Linked DNA regions of Homo sapiens: region 2 is linked to region 1. The links are chromatin contacts, found by Hi-C in ENCODE. All regions are on one chromosome and are shown on one strand. The core of a region is the stretch at or near the end of the contact, and the rest is flanking DNA. Distances in the headings are between cores, read along the strand shown.

The links. A loop is a pair of places that touch in the nucleus more often than their neighbours do. Pooled maps may share reads with other maps.
Region 2: a map of PC-9 shows a loop between it and region 1 (10-fold over the local background). The contact joins the promoter of DOCK1 here to the enhancer-like site in region 1. A Hi-C loop is called at or near these places in 2 of 168 maps with a recorded cell type or tissue (PC-9 and endothelial cell of umbilical vein) and 1 of 50 pooled maps.

The regions. Positions count from the first base shown.
Region 1 is chr10:126,059,367-126,066,169 of GRCh38, reverse strand. ADAM12 (ADAM metallopeptidase domain 12) reads left to right here. Exons shown (of 23, transcript NM_001288973.2): 14 at 1,169-1,364. Among named protein-coding and RNA genes, the nearest start is that of FANK1-AS1, 89 kb to the right of the region's middle. Within about 2 kb of position 3,594, at least 13 of the 41 ENCODE cell types and tissues checked have a DNase peak (open chromatin) inside an H3K27ac peak, as active enhancers do; they include PC-9 and endothelial cell of umbilical vein, where a contact is called at or near this core.
Region 2 is chr10:126,902,762-126,910,159 of GRCh38, reverse strand. It overlaps DOCK1 (dedicator of cytokinesis 1), which reads right to left and starts at 4,732. Exons shown (of 52, transcript NM_001290223.2): 1 at 4,597-4,732. The coding sequence starts at 4,642. It overlaps LOC105378550 (a long non-coding RNA gene), which reads left to right and starts at 4,782. Exons shown (of 2, transcript XR_946449.3): 1 at 4,782-5,600; 2 at 5,718-7,398. It overlaps LOC124900289 (a long non-coding RNA gene), which reads right to left and starts at 4,429. Exons shown (of 2, transcript XR_007062336.1): 1 at 1-4,429. RefSeq lists an enhancer at 2,963-3,711.

The DNA of each region.
Region 1 (6,803 bases), core at 2,345-4,844:
AGTTCCATTGTCTCATTATTCAGAGCTGATATCTGAGAGTAGAAGCCTGAGCTTTTGATTCAACAGTTCCAAGGGTAGAGTTTTATTTCATTTTAATTAAGCAATTGATCCTGACATTCTGCTTGCAGGAAACTCCCTCTTAGCTGCCCCACGTGAGCACGGTGATTTAGAAGTGCATTATAACATTTAATGTTCGGCTTTAAAATAGCCTTCATCCTCTTCCTAATGCTGATTAACTTCTGGGGAATGTTATAAGCAGCTGGCTCTCCCTGGCTCCCAGTAACTGGTGAAGGAAGGTGCCTGGAAGGGAGTCGGGGGAAGGGGGAAGCAAGTCTGAGCCTGTGCCCAGGGGATGCCCAAGTAAGGGGAGGGAGGACCACAGGGCAATGCCTGATTGTGGTTCACTTTTAGGTTATGACTTTTTAACAATTGCTTTCGACTTCCAGATCTTCTAGAAGTTGGCAGGGGTCTTATCTCTTTGCGTTTGAGGAGTATGCAGGGAACTAAGCCCAGGACTCGCAGGGTTCCCTAGCTGTGTAGCCTCAGACGGGCTACTCTGAGCCTTAATTTCTTCAACCACAAAAAGCTGAGCCATTGGTCAGATGGCTTCTAACATCCTTTACCTCTCCCTTGTTCTTCTCCTGTTCTTCCCATAAAGCAGTAAAGAGAGAGTTCCAGTTCTATGATTTGACGACTGACTAAAATTGCTATCGTGATTGTGACCTTAAAGTTATTTTTATTAACTTGCCCACACATGCCAACACCATAAATGCAAATGTCCCCTTGAAATGTGTCATAGTGTTGACACCCAGAGACCTTTTTCTTAAGAATCAACCAGGCCAGCAGCCAACGCTTCCCTCCTTCTTCTTCCTCTGAGGTGCCAAGTGCCAGCAGCCAGCTTGTGTGTTTCTTGGAGAACCCTGATGTTGCATGACATTAACCAGAGGCTGCTCTTGGTTGTCCCACCCACTTTAGAGTGGAACAGTGAACCCCAGAACGAGAATCTGATGATTTAATGAGGTATCTCTACATTAGAAGCAACTTCCTTTGAAATCCTCACCCCTTATGTGGGACTTATGGCCTTGTCCACTCCAGCCCAGGAGTAATGCTGAGAGCTGCCTCTCCCTTTCCCCGGGTGCATGTGTCATAAATGGCCCTCTCCTTCCAGCTGAAGCCTGCAGGAACAGCGTGCAGGGACTCCAGCAACTCCTGTGACCTCCCAGAGTTCTGCACAGGGGCCAGCCCTCACTGCCCAGCCAACGTGTACCTGCACGATGGGCACTCATGTCAGGATGTGGACGGCTACTGCTACAATGGCATCTGCCAGACTCACGAGCAGCAGTGTGTCACGCTCTGGGGACCAGGTACGTGGCCGCCACAAGCTCGGCATCAGGAGAGGCACTGGCAGACCTGGGCTGTGGGACTGGGGGCATGTGCTCTGTTTTGGTTAGCCCCCACTCCTGGCGGGCGCTGTCCACACAGCATCCGGTGTGTTCAGTCGGGAGTGATTGACTCCCAGGGAGGGTCTGAGGCCGCACTGGGCATGGGGTGCACAGAAATGGACACTGCCTGGAGCCTGGCCTTAAGAAGCTCAGTGCGGTCCAACAGGAGCTGCAGGAGCACCTACTGTGCGCCCCGGGGGATACAGAAGATGCAGGAGCACCTGTGTGCCCCGGGAGATACGGGAGCTGCAGGAGCACCTACTGCGTGCCCCGAGGGATGGCAGGGATGAATCCACCATGACTCCTGCCCTCAGATAGCATAGCACGTAGTTGGACAGACAGACAGAACTTTCCCACCACCACTGAGATTTTAGTAATGCCCCTTTGTACTCATAAGAGGACCCCAACCAAGTGAGGGGCCCAGGGCTCCATGGGGAAGGCCCTGATCAGACTTGAAGCATGAGTGTGTCTGTAATCAGAAGGCCTGAGAGCAGCAGTGAGTGGCTCTCAAATGGGAAAGTGGGGTGGTTGCGTCAAACAAGAGACCATCAGTTCACCATTTCACCAGTTCAGGCTGGGCACTTGGCACACTTTGTCTCTTCTGACCCTCCAACAAGCCCCTGAAGTGGGGACTATGAAGCTTTACAGAAGATGATGCTCAAACTCTGAGACCAAATGTCAGTTTCCCCAGGTCTCCGGGCTAGGATTTGAACCTGGGTTACTGTGACCCAATGCCCATGTGTTACTCCCACAATGCACAGTCACCCTGAAGAGGGAGGTGTTGCTCTAAAGCTCCACCAAAGCTCCAAAATGAAGCAGAAGCTCAGATGCAAAAGGGAAGAATCCATCCCCTGCGTGTCTCTCCTCCATGCCCCACCTTCTGGGGTCAGAGATCCAAGGCCTCATTGGGCAGCCCTGGACTCCAAGGCCCCGTCACCCCAGAACCATTTGAGATTCAATGCCTGTGTCCAGCTCCCAGGAGTCCAACCGTGAAATCCACAAGTGCAGGCCCCACCCTGTCCTGCAGTTCTCTTTCCCTTATGATAATGTGGTTGAGTCCTTTGTCACTCCCTCCTCCTGCTGGCTGCAGAAATGACCTCAGCCCAGGCCAGAGACCCCAGCTCTGGCAAGGCCTCTTGTGGTCGGCCAGGCCCAGGCTGAAAGCCAAGCAGAATCAGGCAGGATCTCTAGCGGGAGGGAAACCTGATAGGACCTTTGTCAGACTTTTGTTGTGAGGCTTTGGTTTTAGGAGTGATGAGGGAAATAAAGTGGAACAGAAATTGATGACTAAACCTCGAAGCCTGGGTTTTCAATGGAATGTAAAAGCCACGCCCAGGCATGGAAAACAAGATGGATGTCTCTCGGAGCTGGGTCCTGCTGGGAGGCCCATGTCCCCTGCCAGCCAGCGATGTCCTCTGTACTTGGAGCTTTCTGGGGGGGAAAAGAAAGGGCAGCTTGGTAGCAAGGAGGGACGAGCGCAGGCCTCTTTAGCTCGGCCTCTGAGGAGTTGTTCTGATGCTCCTCAGCACTCAGGGATGCGCGTGGGCAGGTGGGATGGGGAGGCCTGCAGTTCCCGGGCCCTTAGTACTTCATCCTTGGACCCTGAGCAGCCCTCAGTCCTGGCATCATCGCCTGCTGGGCCTTGGGGCACCCTGGGCAAAGCAGGGGGCAGGAGCAGTGGGGGACACCCTGTTGCAATGACAAGGACTAAGCCAGTACTCGCTATACACATTGAATGGTGTTTGGGCTTGACATGGTTTAGTGACTTCAGGCAGCTTTTAGCCAACTGAGGTCACTTTGGGACTGCGGCTACTGCTGCAGGCCAAATCTTCATGGCTTCAGGCATCCCTAGTGCCGTCCCCGTCCCAGCCTTTCTCCAGAATCAGCAGTCTCCTTTTCTTGAGTTACAAGGGCTGTGATGAAGCTCCTTTCCAAAAAGCATTTTGTGGCCAGAGCACACACAACACTTGGAGCTTTGGGAGTGAAATGTGTTCCTTAATGCCCTGCCGTATTCGAACAGCTGGCCCCGTTTCCAGAGTGAGGTCAGAGGGAACTCGACAGTGCTGTCTGAGCCACCCCCATTGTGTGACTCAGCTGGCTGTGTGCCTCTGATTCATGGTGACCAAAGCTGGTATTTATTATCTCATCAGTCTAGTCCTTCTGTAGCTGCCTGACCAGAGAGAGAACCAGACAGGCAGACAGACTGACAACCTGACCCACAGACTGAGCTTTTCAAAAGCAAGAGCAATAGGAAGTCACCTGCTTGGGCTCTCATCATCCCCATGATGGAGGGGGAGGCTGGAGGTCTGAGCACCCAGGTAGCCACGTCCTCTTCCTAAGGAGGGGGCTTCCCTGGGAGCTCCTGGCTTAGCTCTACTCTCTCCCACCCACTCTCTCCCTGGTAACCAGGAGGCCTTTGCTGGGGTGGTGGTGGGTGGTGTCGTGTGTGGCCACTGCACACAGCATGGAACATCCATGGCATCAGGACTGTTGGTAACAAATGTAAAGTTTTGGTGAAGAGGCTTTATCTTTGGCTCAGGGTTCCTGAAAGCCACAGCACAGAGACCAGGCTTGGGAAGCCACCTCGGGCTTGTGACTTCCTGGGTTTTGGTCTGTCCTGCCCGCCCCTCCTCAGTTCTTCAGATCATTATACAGACTTCCTTGGGAGAGCAGAGAGCAGGGAAGGCTGCAACCCACTGTGGCCCTTGATGCCAGGGAGCTCTTGGAATGGGCCTTTGACCACCTCCTTTGGGAGTGCAGTGTGCTCCTTCCTCCCCTTGTCGGTGTTTCCGCCTGGTTTCCAGTTTACAGGCGCTGTGTGAGTTTCCCATGGCTACTGTAACAAATTAGCACAAACTTAATGGCTTATAAATGCTTCATTTTACAGTTCTGGAGGTCAGAAATCCTGAAATCAAGATACTGGCAAGGCAGCATTGCTTTGGGAGGCTCTGGGGAGCATCTGTTTCCTTGCCTTTCCCAACTTTTAGAGGCCACTTGCATTCCTTGGCTCATGGCCCCTTCCTCCATCTTCGAGGCCAACAGCACAGCATCTGCAAGTCTCTGTCCCTCTCCGACTTCTGCTTCTGTAGTCACATCCCTTTCTCTGACACTGACTCTCCTGCCTTCCTCTTATAAGGACCCTTTTGATTCCATCAGGCTCACCCAGATTGTCCAGGGTGATCTCCCCACCTCAAGATCCTAAAAGTAATCACATCTTCAAAGTCCCTTTTGCCATGTCAGATAACATGTGCATAGGTTTTAGACAAGGATGTGGGCCTTTTAGGGGAGCCACAGGCATTGAACAGACCACTTACTAGCAAGGGACCTTCTGCAAATTGCTCAACCTTGTTATGCCTCATCTGTAAAATAAGGATAGTGATCTACCTACCCCAAGGGTCTGTTATGCTCCAACATAGCCTATAATCTATTCCATGTAATATATGTGGTTCTATGCTAGATGCAGAGCTCCTAGTAAATCTAAACTCTATAAATAAGATGCAGCTGCACTCCCAGGAAGCTTAGACTAGTGAGCAAGGTACTCAAATCCTTGGGGTCTGTAAAACGGGCTGTAAGAGGGTCATGGGCCAGATATGTTGGGGTGGAGGAAAGCAGCCAACTAGGAGGCTTTGAAGACAAGGTTGCCGTGGAATAGTGGTTTGCCAGGGGTGGAAGAGGATGGATATTTCCAGTATACAGAACAGCAACAGCTCAGGGCACAAAGGGACAGTGGGGCCAACCAGGGCAAGTGCAGGTAGTTCTGTGTGTGTAGAGCTTGGGCTGTGCCTTGAAGAGCAGAGATCCTCAACTGCCACACCATTCTCTCATTTGTCAAGTATTTGTTGATGTCCTGCTGTGTGTAAGATGCTGACTCAAGAGCCCCGACTCTGCCAGAGTGACACACTTCCCACAGTCCCTGTGCACTCCTGCCTGGATCTGGAGGGGAGGGCGGATGTGAATCCTTCACAATATCCTCCCGGGAGGCATGGATCCCGGACAAATGCAGTCCTGGGAGCGGAGGTGACTTCCTCAGCCAGGCCCCTGGCCAGCCAGATATACCATTGAGAACATTTCAATGCTTTGTTGTAGTGGTTGGTTTGAATTAGCTTTTCATGATTCAGAAAGGAAAACTTATTGTCAAGTTTGCATTTGCAGTATTTCCCCACCCAGGAGCAAATGCTTCAGGATCTGGATCACGTATGCACTGGGGTCATCACAGGCCTCCTGGGAAATGTAGGAACTCAGAGCTCTAAGAGTCCTTGAGTCCTTGCCCCACCGGCCCTTGACATTTGCACCCCAGTGACCTTGCCCGAGTTGCTGAGTTGCCCAGAATTCTCCAGTTACATTCAGGATGTCCATTACTCACCCTCCAGATCTGGCGACCCAAACACTGACTGGACGAAGCCCTTCCTTCCAACTAATGATTCCCTTTTGAAATGGGCTTTTCTCAATCTGGCGTTATATTTCAATAAAACAATCCTGCTTCCAAATCTTTCTACAAATAAAACAACAGAAAATTCAAAACACATGCCTGCAACTTCTAACTGGCAAAGCAATACACTTTGAGAATGCCTTTGGGTTTTTTGTTCATTTATTTGTTGTTCTAATTGTTTTTGTTGTTGATAACGTACGTTCTCGTTGGCTGAGAGTATAATTTTTTTCTCACTGATTTTTGTCCCACAAATCTGGTATCTCAAGACTTCCTATGTTGATTTCAAACATACAAATGTTATTCACAGTTCAAACTGTGTGGTTGGCGTTTAGCTCTCTTTGCCCAGTTTAGTCTTAATATCTACAAAGATTTTCTGTCAATATGACATGACCTTTACTCCTTCTGAAATATAGCTGGATATTTTTGTTTAGGTAGCAAATTTACTTTTACCAATGTTTTTTGTGAGAACCACCAGCATGGTTACTGAAAATATTCCTTGGCAATTAATCTTACAGATAACTACACATCTATAGTCACGAACAACTGGCATCAGAGAATTCCCGAAATGTGTTAGTTTTTTCTATTTTATCACTCACCAGAATGCAATGTTTGGTTTCTGCAGTGTGAGCTGACCAGACCATTTTTATGGGCTGGTGAATACTCAGTGTTTATTTGCAAATCTGGTTTACATGAGCTTGGTTTATTGTGACCCACTTGGGGCAGTGCATTTATGAATCACCTACAACTCCTGTGGCCACAGATGGGAAAAAAAGAGATTTTTGCCAGAAGTCTTATTGTTTAGAAGTCAGGAAAGTCTCCCTTTTGTCCCATCAAGTGAGAAAGAAATGATCAAATTTGTTCATTTGGACTTCATTTTCTGATGAATACAAAGGTCCGTCTGAAGAAGAGAGATGGGAAGGACAATACAGTCT
Region 2 (7,398 bases), core at 3,483-5,982, 840 kb before region 1:
TGCCTGCATTTCTATTTACTTATGATCAAATCTAATTTTTCTTCCCCAAAGTAGCAGCTTGCTTGCTACTCTAGATAACAAAAGAGATCTCTCATCAACTCCCACGCTCCCAAATTTATTTGGATATCACACTATTCCTAGCAATTATCATTGCTTAGAGCTAATGTGAAGGCACGCAAGTCAGGCTCCTCACACTGAGCAAATGTGACTTCTACCCCAATTAGGAAGCAAAACACACTATCAAGAAACCAACTTTTGAAGAAAGGCATTTTTCCAGCAACCCGTTAACCGCACACAGAAGTCACTTGTCACTATGTTTCTAAACTTTATGCTTTATTAAATAAAAAGTTAACAAAAGCAACGCTTCGTTGAGTACTTGGCATATCTTAAACGCAGGGCTAAATTCTCTGCCAACATCATCTCAGCGAGTCCTCACGACTCGGCAGCAAGCAGGCTTGGTTCCACTTCACAGATGAGAAAACCAAGGCTAAGAAAGTATGAGTAATTTGCTCAAGGGTCCCATTATGAGTAAGAGCAGTGCCAATGCCCCATCCCATTTGAGAGCTGCACTTGGAAGTGGCCAAAGTGAAGAGCACACTTGGGTTCACTACCTTCAATGAACTTAGTAACAGATCTCAAGGGTGCAAGAGAGCCTCACCCTGCAAGCTTCTCTCCCATCATCTGTATTAGTTTTCCACTGCTGCCGTAACAAATTCCCACAACCCAGCCAGCTTAAAACCACACAAATGTATTATCTCAGTTCCACAGGCCACACGCCCAGCAGCTCAGGGTCTCAAAATCAAGGTGTTGGCTGGCTGGGCTCTTAGCAGGAGGCCCTGGGGAGGAAATCTGTTTCCAAGCTCATTCAGGGTGTTGGCAGGATCCAATTCTTTGTAACTGCCGATCATTAGCTAGGGGCCTCCCGTAGCTCCCTGAGGCCTCTCTCTGGTCCTTGCAAGTGAGCCCCTACATCTCAGGGCCAGCAACTGTGCTTCCAAACATAGGATCTTCTGACTGCCTGTTTCACAACTTTGACAGCCAAAGTTCTCTGTGCCCACGTGGATGGTCCTGAATAATCTCCCATCTACGAATTCCAAGTAACCTGAATCACATCTGCCAAGTCCCTTTTGCCATGTAACATATTGAATTCACAGAGTCTGGGGATTAGGGCGTGGACCTTTTTGGGGACCATTATTCTGCCTTCAACACCATTGTTGAGATGTGAGTGAGTGAGCACATGGTCCTCACGTGTGATTCTAGAACATACTGCATCTTTTCACCTAATCTTAGGAACAGGATCCATGGCAACATAATTTTATTGACGTCGGGACATAAAACTGCCTACTGGGCTGTGAGAGAAAAGATCATCTGGCCAGTGTGACAGCTGAGTCAAGGTTTATGCCTGTTAATATGCCAGGCCCGTAAACATGACCCACCAACTCAAAACCAAGGGGGAAACGCGGGCTGGTAAATTTCACAGGCAGCCCCCAGTGGAATGAATTGGGAGGAACCAGCATTTCCTGCCTTTGCAGAAGGAACCCCAGATCAGCTGTTTACTCCTTTCCCAATTTTACAAAATAAATATACAACTGAAGTATCTCATTTACAAACAATGCTTCTAACAGATTCCAAGTACTTGCAAACAATAAGCTGTGATTCATGTTTCCAAATGAGATGGAGTTTTATCATTTTCTTACCCCTCGTGATTCGTTCATGGGCCAAGTGGCCAGAGTGGAAGTGTGGTCCACCCACAGAGCCACCAGAGCGCCTCCAGGGAAACACAGCCCTGTTGTTAAGCTCCGAAAAATGCTGGAGTTGGTAAGGATGGTGGAGGGGTCCTCCAGTAATTTTCCCTTAGGTGGAAACAGCCAATCACCTACTGGCAATAAATCCCTACATCCCAGCACCTACATCCTTCCCAGTCAGCATCCTTCGTGAGAACCACTAAAATCCTCCCACTGCACACTTGCAGACAAGTGGGGAGCCTGGGATGGCCCCATTGCGCTCATGCTCAGCTCCCCTCCCACCCTCCCTGATGGGGGACTCTGGTTAAAGTGCCTCTGGATGCCGATGGAGTGGTGCTGTCTCATTACTGTCTACCCAGCAAGCTGTCATCTGCACCCAGTGAGAGGAAGCACAGCAGCCACTCTCTTCTCTACCTTCAGCCCTTCACATCTTTCCTAGCATTTCCTGGCAAAACCATCCCAGATACTTTTCGCCTTTTAAAATTTTCCAACAGTTTTCTATTTTTTCTTTTTTTAACTTTTTTAAATTTATTTTTTCTTAATAATCAAACATGGAGTTTTCTTAAAACCAAAGTATTAGCAAGAGGTGTGATGTTAGAAGTCACCACCATGAGCGCTGGTGAAGCTTCTGGAAGGTGTGAGACTCAAGCGCACCGCCCTGTTCTGGCCCTCAGCCTCCTCCCCAGCAAGGAGACCCCGTTCTCCCATCTACGAACATTCTTTTCAGTCTTCTCCAGACCATCCAGCTACACTATAGGATCCTAACTGACACCATCCAGGTCTCTCTGGGGGCAGACGAAGGGTAACAAGGTCTCTTAAAATGTGGCGTCCCAAAGAGAAGCCCTCCCCATCTGCAGGCAAGCACAGGACACTGTGGCAGCTGAACCCAGGGCGGCCACACTTCACACCCAGGAGGCACCACTTACTGGTGATGTGACCTCAGGCAAGCAATCCACCTCTTCCTTGCCTCTGTAGAATGGGAGCAGTGATGGCCCCCACTGCACCCCGATGGCCCCCACTACACCCCCAATGGCCACTACTGCACCCTGGCCATGGGCACCTAAGTTGCTTCCTCAGCAGGGCCAGGGCTATGGGATGCCTGCTCCTCTGCCAGCCTCCTGCCTCTCCTGCCTATCCACCTCTTCCTCTCTCTCTGCGTGTGCTGGTGCTAGGTTCCCTGGGAGTCAGTCCTCAGCTCTCTCCTCTACACACTACCCCCGCAGGGACCCCCACTGTCGCCACAACCCAAGCATTCTCAGGTGGAATATCCACCCCGAACCTCTCGCCTCTGATGCAGACTGAAGGCCCGTGCCAAGTGCCCCAGACTGAATCCATTAGGTGGTGCACAGGGTGCAGGTTACACACTGAGTCTGCAGTCAGATGAGCTCTCCTGCACTTTTGTGAATGTGTCTGGGCCTCAGTTTCCTCATCTGCAAAATGGGGAGATGGGGAGGAAGCTCAGTCATAATGGTCCTGAAGCAAGGAGGCCCCCTATGCCTCCCAGCATGTGGAACAAGCTAAGTGCAGGCCCGGTAGGACCCAGGGCTGTCCCAGGACTGTCCCCGTGACCACTGTCCAGCTGGCTCCGTGGTCAGGGCATACTGTAAGTCATTGACAGCAGAGAGAAGCAACTGTTCACAGAAAGGAGAGCGCTCCGGGGACAAGGGCTGCCAGGGCGCTTCCCAAAAGTCAGAGAGCCAGGATTCGAACCACACCAGCAGAGGGTCGGGCAGGTCCAGCACGGGCCAGGCACAGAATGGGCGCGGGGCTGCTGCTGAGACGGTGCCCTTGGAGGACACAGCCTGGGCTGTGGGAGGCGAGACCACCAAAGGTCTTCCCAGTCGGGTCGAGTGGCCTGGATGAGGCAGGCGGTCAAGGATGTCTGTGGATGGTGGGACGGGGAATAGCAAGCCCGAAAACCAACTGGGAAGATCCCGGACCCGGGAGAGCAGGAGAGTAGCCACGGCCCAGTCCCGACACCAGGCGCGCAGATCACGAAGAGGTGGGCGTCCGCAGGCCTCGGCGACCGGCTGCGGGTCCCCGGGGCGCAAGGATGCGGGTCCCACGCGGACGGGCCCGTCTATTCAGCCGCAAGGGAAAGCCTCCCTCTCAGGAATGCGCACTCGGGTCCGAAATGTAAACTTGCAACCCGACTCCTTCCATCCCCCCTCGGAAGCGACAAAGAGCCGCGGAGCAAAAACAGGCCCCCGCTCTCCCGGAAGGGTCTCCAGGCCTGGGGCCACTGGGGCGCTCGGCCGCTCGCCTTCTCTCCAAGGTCCCACACGGTCCCCAGCGAGACCGCCGAGGGGCAAGGGGCGCTGGCCACCCAGGTCGCGCCCCCTCCTCCCCGCCGGGAAAGGGCGGAATTATCCGCTGGGACCGCGCCGACCTGAGCCCGCCCACCCAGAGCCCGGACGCGGGACGCAAGTTCATCCAAGAAGCAGAAGCCGCCGCGAGACAGTGACCCCTGGGCTTCCCTGACGGGCCCAGCCGCGCAGATAGCAGCGGCCGGGGCCGGGGAGTTGGGGGTAGCCCGGGGGGCTCCACGGCAGAGGTCCAGAGGAGCGGGCGTCGGAGGGGACACCCTAGGGAGGGACGCGCCCGCCCCCATTCCCACCCCACCCCCTCGTGTTCCCGACCCGCATCCCCGGGGCTGGAGCTGACGCCGCCGGGGGCGCGGGGCGGCCGGGGTCGCCGGGCATTGCGAGCGGGGCGGCGGCGCGGGCGCGGGCGGAAGCGCCTCTCCCCGGCCCGGCGGCCGCTCGGGGCGGCGGCAACAGGCGCCCGGCACACCCGCCCCGCCGGAGCCTGGGCTTGGGGCGAGAGGCGCGGCGGCGGCGGCGCTGCTCACCCACGCCGTACTTCTCCTCGCGCTTGGTGGGCACCCAGCGCGTCATGGCGCCGCCGGAGCCGCCGCGGGTCGGGCAGGAAACTCCGCGTCTAGGCCGCCATTTTCCATTCCTTTCGAGCCGCGACAGGATGGGGAGGAAAAAGTTTGCGGCGGAGGCGGCGTCATGTGGGACGGGGCGGGCGGAGCGTCGCGGGCCGGATGGGAAAGGCCGGGAGCGCCGGCGGGAGGCGGGACGGCCGCGGGCTCTGCGCCCGCCCTCGGCGCGGACCCTGGGCCCCGACCCCGCGGTCGCCGGGGCTCCCCTTCCTCTGTCCCAGTGCGCCCAGCCCCGCGCTCCGCACCCGGGCACCCCCGCGGGGTTCTCCTGAGTTCCTGGAGCTCCCGGGGCTGGCGCTCACGCCGTGAGAGGGGTGCGCCCTTAGGGGGGCGGGACGGACGGGGGGTTTCTACGGGAGGTAGGAAACGGGCGGCTTGCAAGGCGCGGGCTTAGGCCGGAGCCTGGTGGTGCGAGGTCCCCAGCTCGGATTTCTCCCTGGTGGAGAGTCCCGGAGCAGAACAAACCAGCAGAGGCTCTGGAAAGGGTCCTCCTGAGCACGTGGCTCATTCATTCATTCGACAAACGTTACCTGAGCGCCTGCCCACTCATTGCCCGAGTGTGCTGGGAGCGCCGCACCAACTGCCTGGTAGGTGGGAGAAGGGACACGTCAGGTAACAAACAGCACAGGTAAGTGCCGGCCACTCAAATGGGGTGGAAAGAGGTGGCACAGCGCTGCCGAGGGAGTGCGTTCCAGACAGGTGACCTCTTGCTTGGGTGCTGAATGAGTGGAGTTTTCCAGAGAGACCAAGAGGAAGCAGCCGCAGAAACCTCAGCCCAGCTGGGCTTGCAGAAGCTAATGCTAGAATAGTTGTGGGACTCAGGATCTGCTGAAGTCGGGGGAAGAGAGAAGTAGGGAAAGGAAAGCCCAGGCCACGCGTGGGGCTCAGGAACGGCATCCTCGCCCGAGGTGGGAGTTCTTCTCAGGCCCTGGTGTTTCCCATGACAGTAAAAGGTGGGGGCTTCAGATTTCTCCAAGGGAAAAGTTAAAGCAACACACACCTATTTATTTTTACTGTAATTTCAGAAAAGAGAGGTTAAAACCAAGACATGGACAAAGCCTCCGAATGAAGGCAGCCCTTTAAATGGAATAAATTTGGTTTCATGGCACATTAATGGGGTGTCTTCTCTCCGAAGACACAGAGACAACTACAGTAGGTCTGGGGGCCGTCAGGGATTGGAGGAACGAAGGTAAGAAAAGGAAGAAGGTAAGAAAAAGAGGTCCCTACCTCTGTGAGGTAGGGACAGTGCTGAACAGCAGGGCTGGGAGAGCCCACAGGGAGGTGGCCAGGATGGCCACAGGGCCTGGGGAGGACCAGGTGGGGCACCATCCTGCGGTAGAGAATGCCCGTCACCTGCCCTAGGGGCCACCCAGAATGCAGATTAAATAAGTATTTGGGAATGGCACAGGAGCTTTTCCATTTTCGTGGGTTAGAGGAAAGCTGCTGCGTTCAAGAGGATAACGTGGGACCTGAGCATTCTGGTAAGTCAACCCCACATTCATGGAAAGCCACGGGCTCTGTTTTACTGATAAGGAACTGAAGTCCCACAGAGGAAGTGGCCAGGCTCACTCACACACAGCATGCACTTGAAGCTTTCTGTGGAAATCAGAAACCTCCGGGGCTCAGGCGCTGTAGTGGTGGCCTGGTGACTCTGACCCCTTGAAGGAGAAGCATCTGTGAAGGTGCTGTCCAGGACAAGTAGGGTGCTCTACGGTAAAGGACATGGTGGCCTGACCTGCTCCAGAGCAGGGAGGCCTCCCTTGAGGAAATAAGATAAACCCAGACTTTAAGGATAAGCAGAAACCAGCTAGGTGAACTGGAGTGGGAACAGCACGTGAAAAGGCCCTGGTTTAGGAAGGAGCACCACTCCTTCAGAGCACAGAAAGGCCAGGATGGCCGAAGCATAGGGAACAACAGGAAAGTGACATAAATTGAGGCTGCAGAGGTAGAAGAAGGGCCTTATTGGTCGTGCTAGGAATTTGGAATTCTGCAAAGAAGCCTGGGAAACAGATTTTGGTGACACTCGCCTTCTCTTTAATGTGCAGTTTCAGTTCTGTTGGTGTGATTCTGCATTGGAGATGGCGTGCTGTAACGAATGGCCAGGAGCTTAAGAGTCATGCAGACTTGGGAGGCCTGGCCTTGCCACGCCCAGCTGCATGGCCATCCTCCTCCTGTTTCTGGCCGTTCTGTTTCTAAACCTTGGGGTTCTGATATTCCTACATGTAAACTAGGGGCTGTAATAGGAATCTCACAGGTGAGTCTTAGGATTATAAGAGGAGACATGACTGCATGTGTAAGACATCATAATGATGTGCTTCCTCATCTGACCCTACCTCCAGGTTCTTTGATAACCTCATGGTTCCCATTTTCTAGAACAGTTGCCACTTGCACTCAGATAAAGGTGACTCACTGAATGCATAAATAAGTGTAGTGCCGGATTTGCATACTTTTGGTAGACTGTCATATAATAAATTTATAAATCAGAATTTTAAAACTCCAGGTGGGGCCGGGCACAGTGGCCCATGCTTGTAATCCCAGCCAGCATTTTGGGAGGCTGAGGCAGGCAGATCACTTGAGGTCAGGAGCTCGAGGTCAGCCTGGCCAACCAGGGTTTTAGTAGAAACCCTGTCTGTACTAAAAATACAAAAATTAGCTGGGCGTGGGTGCGCATACCTGTAGTCCCAGCTACTCAGGAGGCTGAGGCAG